2 separate regions of the Homo sapiens genome follow, and region 1 is linked to region 2. The links are chromatin contacts, found by Hi-C or POLR2A ChIA-PET in ENCODE. All regions are on one chromosome and are shown on one strand. Each heading gives the region's core, a stretch centred on a gene start or an enhancer-like site at or near the end of the contact. The rest is flanking DNA. Distances are from core to core; before and after follow the strand shown.

Region 1 (2,700 bases), core at 54-2,553, 4.1 Mb after region 2:
TGGAATGCCCTAATGTGCAGGACACCCTGGCCAAACCTACACCTGAGCCTGTTTCCCCATTGGACTTTGGGATTTTGATAAAGGCACTGAGGTCCCAGCAAATGCCTTGGGCTCCTCATAGGCTACTGGGGGCAGGGAAGTGCAGTGGGTCATGCCTCCCAGAGGGCTGGGGAAGGGGAGAGACTAGAACTGGAGCAGGGTTAGCGCTGGCCTGGGGGCATTCCTTGAACCCCAGAAGCAGACAAACTAGTGGTCCCCTATCTTGCTTAAGTCTAAGAAATCCAGATTTTGTTTAAAAAAAAAATCAGGGCTCAGTGGCTCACACCTGTCATCCCAGCATTTTGGGAGGCCGAGGTGGGAGGATCACTTGAGGCCAGCCTGGACAACATAGTGAGACACCATCTTTATAAAATAAATTTTTAAAAATAAAATAAAGATCAGATTCCTGGGTTTACTGAATCTGAATCTCAGGGCAAGGACCTGGGAATCTGCATTTTAAGCAAATCTCCCGGAGATTCTGGTTATTGTGGGGGCTCCTCAAACGTGATTGAGAGATGGAGAGCAGCTGGCTCTGGCGTGGGATTGCCTGGGCTCTAGTCCTGCTGCCCCACGGACTCCCAAGTGGGCGGCACCTTAGGGCAAGTTACTAAAGCGGCTGGGGTCTTGGTGACCTCATCTGTACAATGTCCATGACGCACAGCACCGGCCACAGAGAAGTTAGTGGGAGGTTTCACTTGGCATCCTTTCAGTAAAACAAGTCCCAGTCAATGATCGCGATTATTGGGTCCATCTGATATTCGGAGGCGGAGACCGCCCCGATTCACTGACCTACTACTCAAATTTACAGTTCTCAGAACTTTCCCCACCCTTTCTCTCTCCGAAGTCCTCACTGACTTCCTGAGCGCAGGGCTGGGCGCCACTGCCCGGAGAAGAGGGGCTGCGTGGCCTCCGACAGCCTAACCCCAAGCCCCCCACCCCCGCAGGCCGTCCCGGCGGAGGTCTCACTGCCAGCACCGGCTTTGGGGAGCGCTGGGTGTCCACGTACCCCGGGCCTCGCGCCTCCGCTGCCGTTCGGCGGCAAGGACGGAACCGGGCGCTGCTCCGCGCGCACCGAGAGTCGCGGGCTCGGGCCCCGCTCGGAGTCGGGGTGGTCCCCGTGGTCCCCGCCGGCGGCCGAGCCCTTCCCGAACGCCCTCAGCCGGCGTGCCCGGGCGATACCTTCGCAACCCGATCCGCGCGCGGGCCCCGGATCCTACCTGCGCGCCCCTGCTCCATTCGCCGTCCGGGCGCCCAAGCGGGAAGTGGGGGACCCCTGGGTGGCCCTTCCCTGGCCCGCGCCGCGCGGGGCTTTCCTGGGCGCGGAGACCCAGCCCGCCCCGGCTTCCTGCTCCCCGCCCCGGCGCCCGGCAGATTTGCATGCGCCGCCCCGCCCGGCGCGCCCGGCCCGGGTCCCGGCCACCTCGCGCCCCTGTCGCTGTCCCCGCCGCCGCCGCCGGACAGTCCGAGCCGCCGTCCTCTCCTGGGGGCGACCCCAGCACCTCGCTGGGTGTCTTGCCGCGCGCTTCCTCCCACGCCGTAGCCCGAGGTCACGCCCAGCGGAGAACTCTGCAGTGGATCCCCTTGGTCTCGGAATAAAACGCCCACGCCGACCAGGCCTCCAGGACCTGCTCCTGCCTGGCCTCCGCGGCCTCTTTTGCGCCGGGGCAGTTGCGTTTGGTGGGGGAGGGCTGGGCGACTGGAATCCTCCTCCCCTTCCTAACAGCCCGGCTTCCAAGTGAGAGTGGTTGCACATTCTTCAATAAATGTTTACCCAACTCCTACTCCAGCCACATTTGGATAGTAAAACAGCCCTTCAATCAGTAACTAGTACAATCTGTCGGGCACTGCAAATGTTAACTCGTTCAATCCTGGCAACTACCCTATAAGGGAGTGATACTATCACCGGTTTTACAAATCAGGAAACTGAGGCACAGAGTCCTTAAGAAATTCAAAATGGGTTGGGCAAAGTGGCTCATGCCTGTAATCCCAGCACTTTGGGAAGCTGAGGCGGGAGGATCACTTGAACCCCATAGTTCGAGACCAGCCTGGGCAACCCTGTTAGCGAGACCCCTATCTACAAAAATTGACATTTATAAAATTTTAAAAAAGAAAAGAAAGAAACTCAGAATCACTCTGCAGGTAAGCAGGAGCAGGGGTGGAGCTGGGATTCGAACACAGGCCCCATAGACCATTAACGTCTGGACACCATAAGAACCCGGATGCAGCCAGATGACTGGGGGGAAAACACTCAACAAAGTATTTCAGGTCAGGAGGGCCCAAGAAGAAAGTAGGGACCTCTTAGACCAGTGGGGCAGGTGGTCTGGAAGAGGCTTTTTGAGTAGAGGCCATTTGAGCTGAGACTCTGAAGAGCCTATGGGGGAAGACTTGTGTAGGGAGAGGGAAGAGCTAGTGCAAAGGCCCTGTGGGAACCAGCTCAGCCTGCAGGAGGAATTGCTGAAGGCCGGCATGGCTGTGGAGCCCTGAGTGAGGAAAGAGCGGAGACAGGGGAGGTGGGAGATATTTGGACTCACACTGGGCAGTGCTGAGAACCCAGAGAGTAATTTGACCCCCTGCTGCCCTCAAGGAGCTCTCAGTTTGAGGGTGGAAGCCAAGGACTGCCCAATGGGATCAAGTGCTGTGGTGGAGGGTGAGGGTTGGCTT
Region 2 (2,700 bases), core at 40-2,539:
TTTATTTTTTCCTGCTTCCTAAGCGACTACTGATTTGTTTGGTTTTCTAAGATACGAGGTCTTGTTACGTTGCCCAGGCTGGAATGCAGTGGCTATTCACAGGCAGTCATTGTTCACTGCAGCCTCAACCTCCTAGGCTCAAGGGATCCTCCCGCCTCAGCCTCCCAAATAGCTGGAACTACAGGCGCGTACCACTGCACCCAGCTTATGCTAGTTTTTAATAACTTGAAATACGTATCATGCTTAGAATATTTGCATATTCGTGCCATATTTGTACTTCGTTTTCTCCCCACTCTGATTTTTTTAGGTAGCTATTATTGCCCCATTTTACAAGGAATCCTAGCCTCGGAGGGGTTAGGTGACTTTTGCAGATCTCCCTTTCTGAACCACTACACCTTCCAGCTCATCAGTGGGGCTTCAGAACCTTGCACAGGGCCGGACACATAGTTGGGCACTGAATGTCTGCTATGAACATCATAACTGGACGGTAAGAATCATCTGAAAAAATCACCAAATAACTCTTTGGCCTCCGCTAGTCCAGCTTCGAAAGAAGTCCTCAACAACCAATTCCTAGATAATGGCTACAATTATCTGGTCTGGGAGGGCTCTCTCTCATCTATAGAGAGTGCAGTGACGTCACGGGGCACAACAGATTGAGAAACAGGAGCGATGCGCCATCACAAAGCACGTTATTCCGGGATAGGACACAAAGAACTCCAGACTGCCCGGGTCTAGAGAGCAAGGGAGTTGCAAACCTAATCTTTCTAGGAAACGGGGGCGGAGCACTTACCCAAAGGGAGTATGCCTCCGAGTCTGCGCACTTCGGTCCGGCACGCCCCTTCCGTACAGCAATCGGCTAGGATGCTGAGCGCCAAGTCCAGCGTCTTGCGCAGGCGCACTGGCGGCGTAGGACTAGACGACGACACAGCGGAGGGGGCGGGGCCCGACGCGGGGGCGGGGCTAGAAGCTCCCGACGCGGCCGACGAGGGGGCGGAGCCGGGGCCTGCCTGGGACGGGGCGGAACCCGCTGCAGCCGCTCGCCGTAGCAGCGCGAGTAGGGGGCGGAGCCCGCCGCGTGCCCGGAAGCGCTCGATTCCCCCCGCTGCCTTGATGTGGCGCGTGCGGAGGGCTAGGAGCGCGCGGCTCAGGGGTGTCTCGTTGGTCGCTGGGTCCTTTTCCCCACCCAGAGCCTCCCCGGCCGCCGCCGCGAGCTGCGCGAGGCAGAACGAGAGCGAGTCCGTGAGGGTTGGCTTCGCAGCCGCCATCTTGGCTCGGGCCTCAGACTCCGCCCCGCTTCTCGCCGCTGATCCCAGGGAGCGGAACTGGAAGACAGGGAAATCGTCGGGCACCGCCTCGCTGACGCTGTTTAGCGCCACCGCAGTGATGCAAGTCGGAAGTTGTAGTTCTCGACCCCGGAAGTCTGTCCTTGCACACGAGGCGCGGCAGTACCTTAATCGCAGCGCATCCTGGGACGTGCGGGCGGTGCATGAGGGAGATGTGGTCCGCGTCGAGCTTCTCACGCCTACCTCGGGAAGCGCTGGAAACTCTTCCAGGGCCCTCCAGGTGGGCCAGGGCCTCCGAACAGCCCAGAAGTCCGACCACGGAGCCTTCGTGCCGTGCCCCGCCCCCGGCGTGCACTCGGCGGGGACCGCCTTTTCTCCTCTAGGCTCGCTTCGCTGCCCCCCAGCGGTGGTGCGGCCCGGCCTTGGGACGGACTCCGAGAACCCCGAGCCGGGCCGAAAGTGCGGGGTCCTGACCGCGCCGCAGACGGGGAGCCCTCGCTCGGTCAGAGGAAGAAGAGGGTTAAACCTACCGAGAACGTTCGCTGCCGCTTCCTAGAGTGACGGGCTTGTGGAATTTTCCGTTTCCGGAGCTGGACCCCGGTGTCCCGAGTGTCCTCCGCTCTGGACGTGCTCGTGAGCTCAGGAGCTGGCATCTAGGAAACGGGGAGTTCTTCACTCGCAGCGCAGTCGGCCGCGCCAGAAGAGGCGAGGGAGAATCCGGACGGGGCGGGGCGGCGGGGGAGCGGGACATTCGCGTCCCGGGGAGCCCCCAGGTCACCCCTGGATTGCGAGGTGGCTCCGCCTGAGCAGCCCTTCCTGGTGTGGTCGGGGCAGCTGCCCGCCCGGAAAATGGTCAGGCTCTAGCCCTGGGGAGGAAGAAGCCTTTGCCAAGAGCAACCGTCTACAAGCCCCAAAACCTGCGAGTGCCGGAAATGTGGACTGACCACAGCCTGCCTCCCCGGCTTCATTCACCACCAAGGCAGCCCCTCTGGTGACAAGCCTTACCGTTGTCCGGGTTATGGCAGAAGCTTCCGATGTGGCTCTGATCTGGTTAAGCACCACTGGGTACACACCGGTGAAAAGCCGTACTCCTGCCCCGAGTGTGACCATCGCTTCGGCCCTATGCCTGTGCCTAGTGTGGTAAGACTTTCAGCGTCAGCTCCAACCTGATCCAGCACCAGCGCGCTCACACCGCTAAAAGCCTTACCGCTGAGGGGACTGCGGCAAGAGTCTCAGCCTTGGCTCCACCCTGTTGCAGCACCTGCGCTCCACATGGGTGAGAAGGCCTCTAAGTGCCTTGTTTGTAGTAAGAGTTTTGTGCACAGTTGGAATCTGCTGCGGCACCAGCACAGTCACAAAGTCCGGAAACCTGATGCTTGGTGGTGAGTGTGGCCAGACCTTCGGCCACAGCTCCCAC

What was found. A loop is a pair of places that touch in the nucleus more often than their neighbours do. ChIA-PET counts read pairs that join two places held with the same protein, here RNA polymerase II (POLR2A). Pooled maps may share reads with other maps.
Region 1: a loop to region 2 is called in a pooled map, with 2.7 times the contacts of the local background. The contact joins the promoter of IL4R here to the promoter of ARMC5 in region 2. A Hi-C loop is called at or near these places in 1 of 168 maps with a recorded cell type or tissue (sigmoid colon) and 4 of 50 pooled maps. POLR2A ChIA-PET finds 5 or more read pairs at or near these places in 1 of 52 experiments (activated CD4-positive, alpha-beta T cell).

What each region holds. Positions count from the first base shown.
Region 1 is chr16:27,312,577-27,315,276 of GRCh38, reverse strand. IL4R (interleukin 4 receptor) reads right to left here and starts at 1,303. Exons shown (of 11, transcript NM_000418.4): 1 at 1,257-1,303. RefSeq lists silencers at 563-612, 1,053-1,262, 1,283-1,582 and an enhancer at 1,360-2,090.
Region 2 is chr16:31,458,090-31,460,789 of GRCh38, reverse strand. ARMC5 (armadillo repeat containing 5) reads right to left here and starts at 1,289. Exons shown (of 6, transcript NM_001105247.2): 1 at 791-1,289. The coding sequence starts at 1,265. RefSeq lists a silencer at 741-1,090 and enhancers at 1,281-1,620, 1,619-2,159.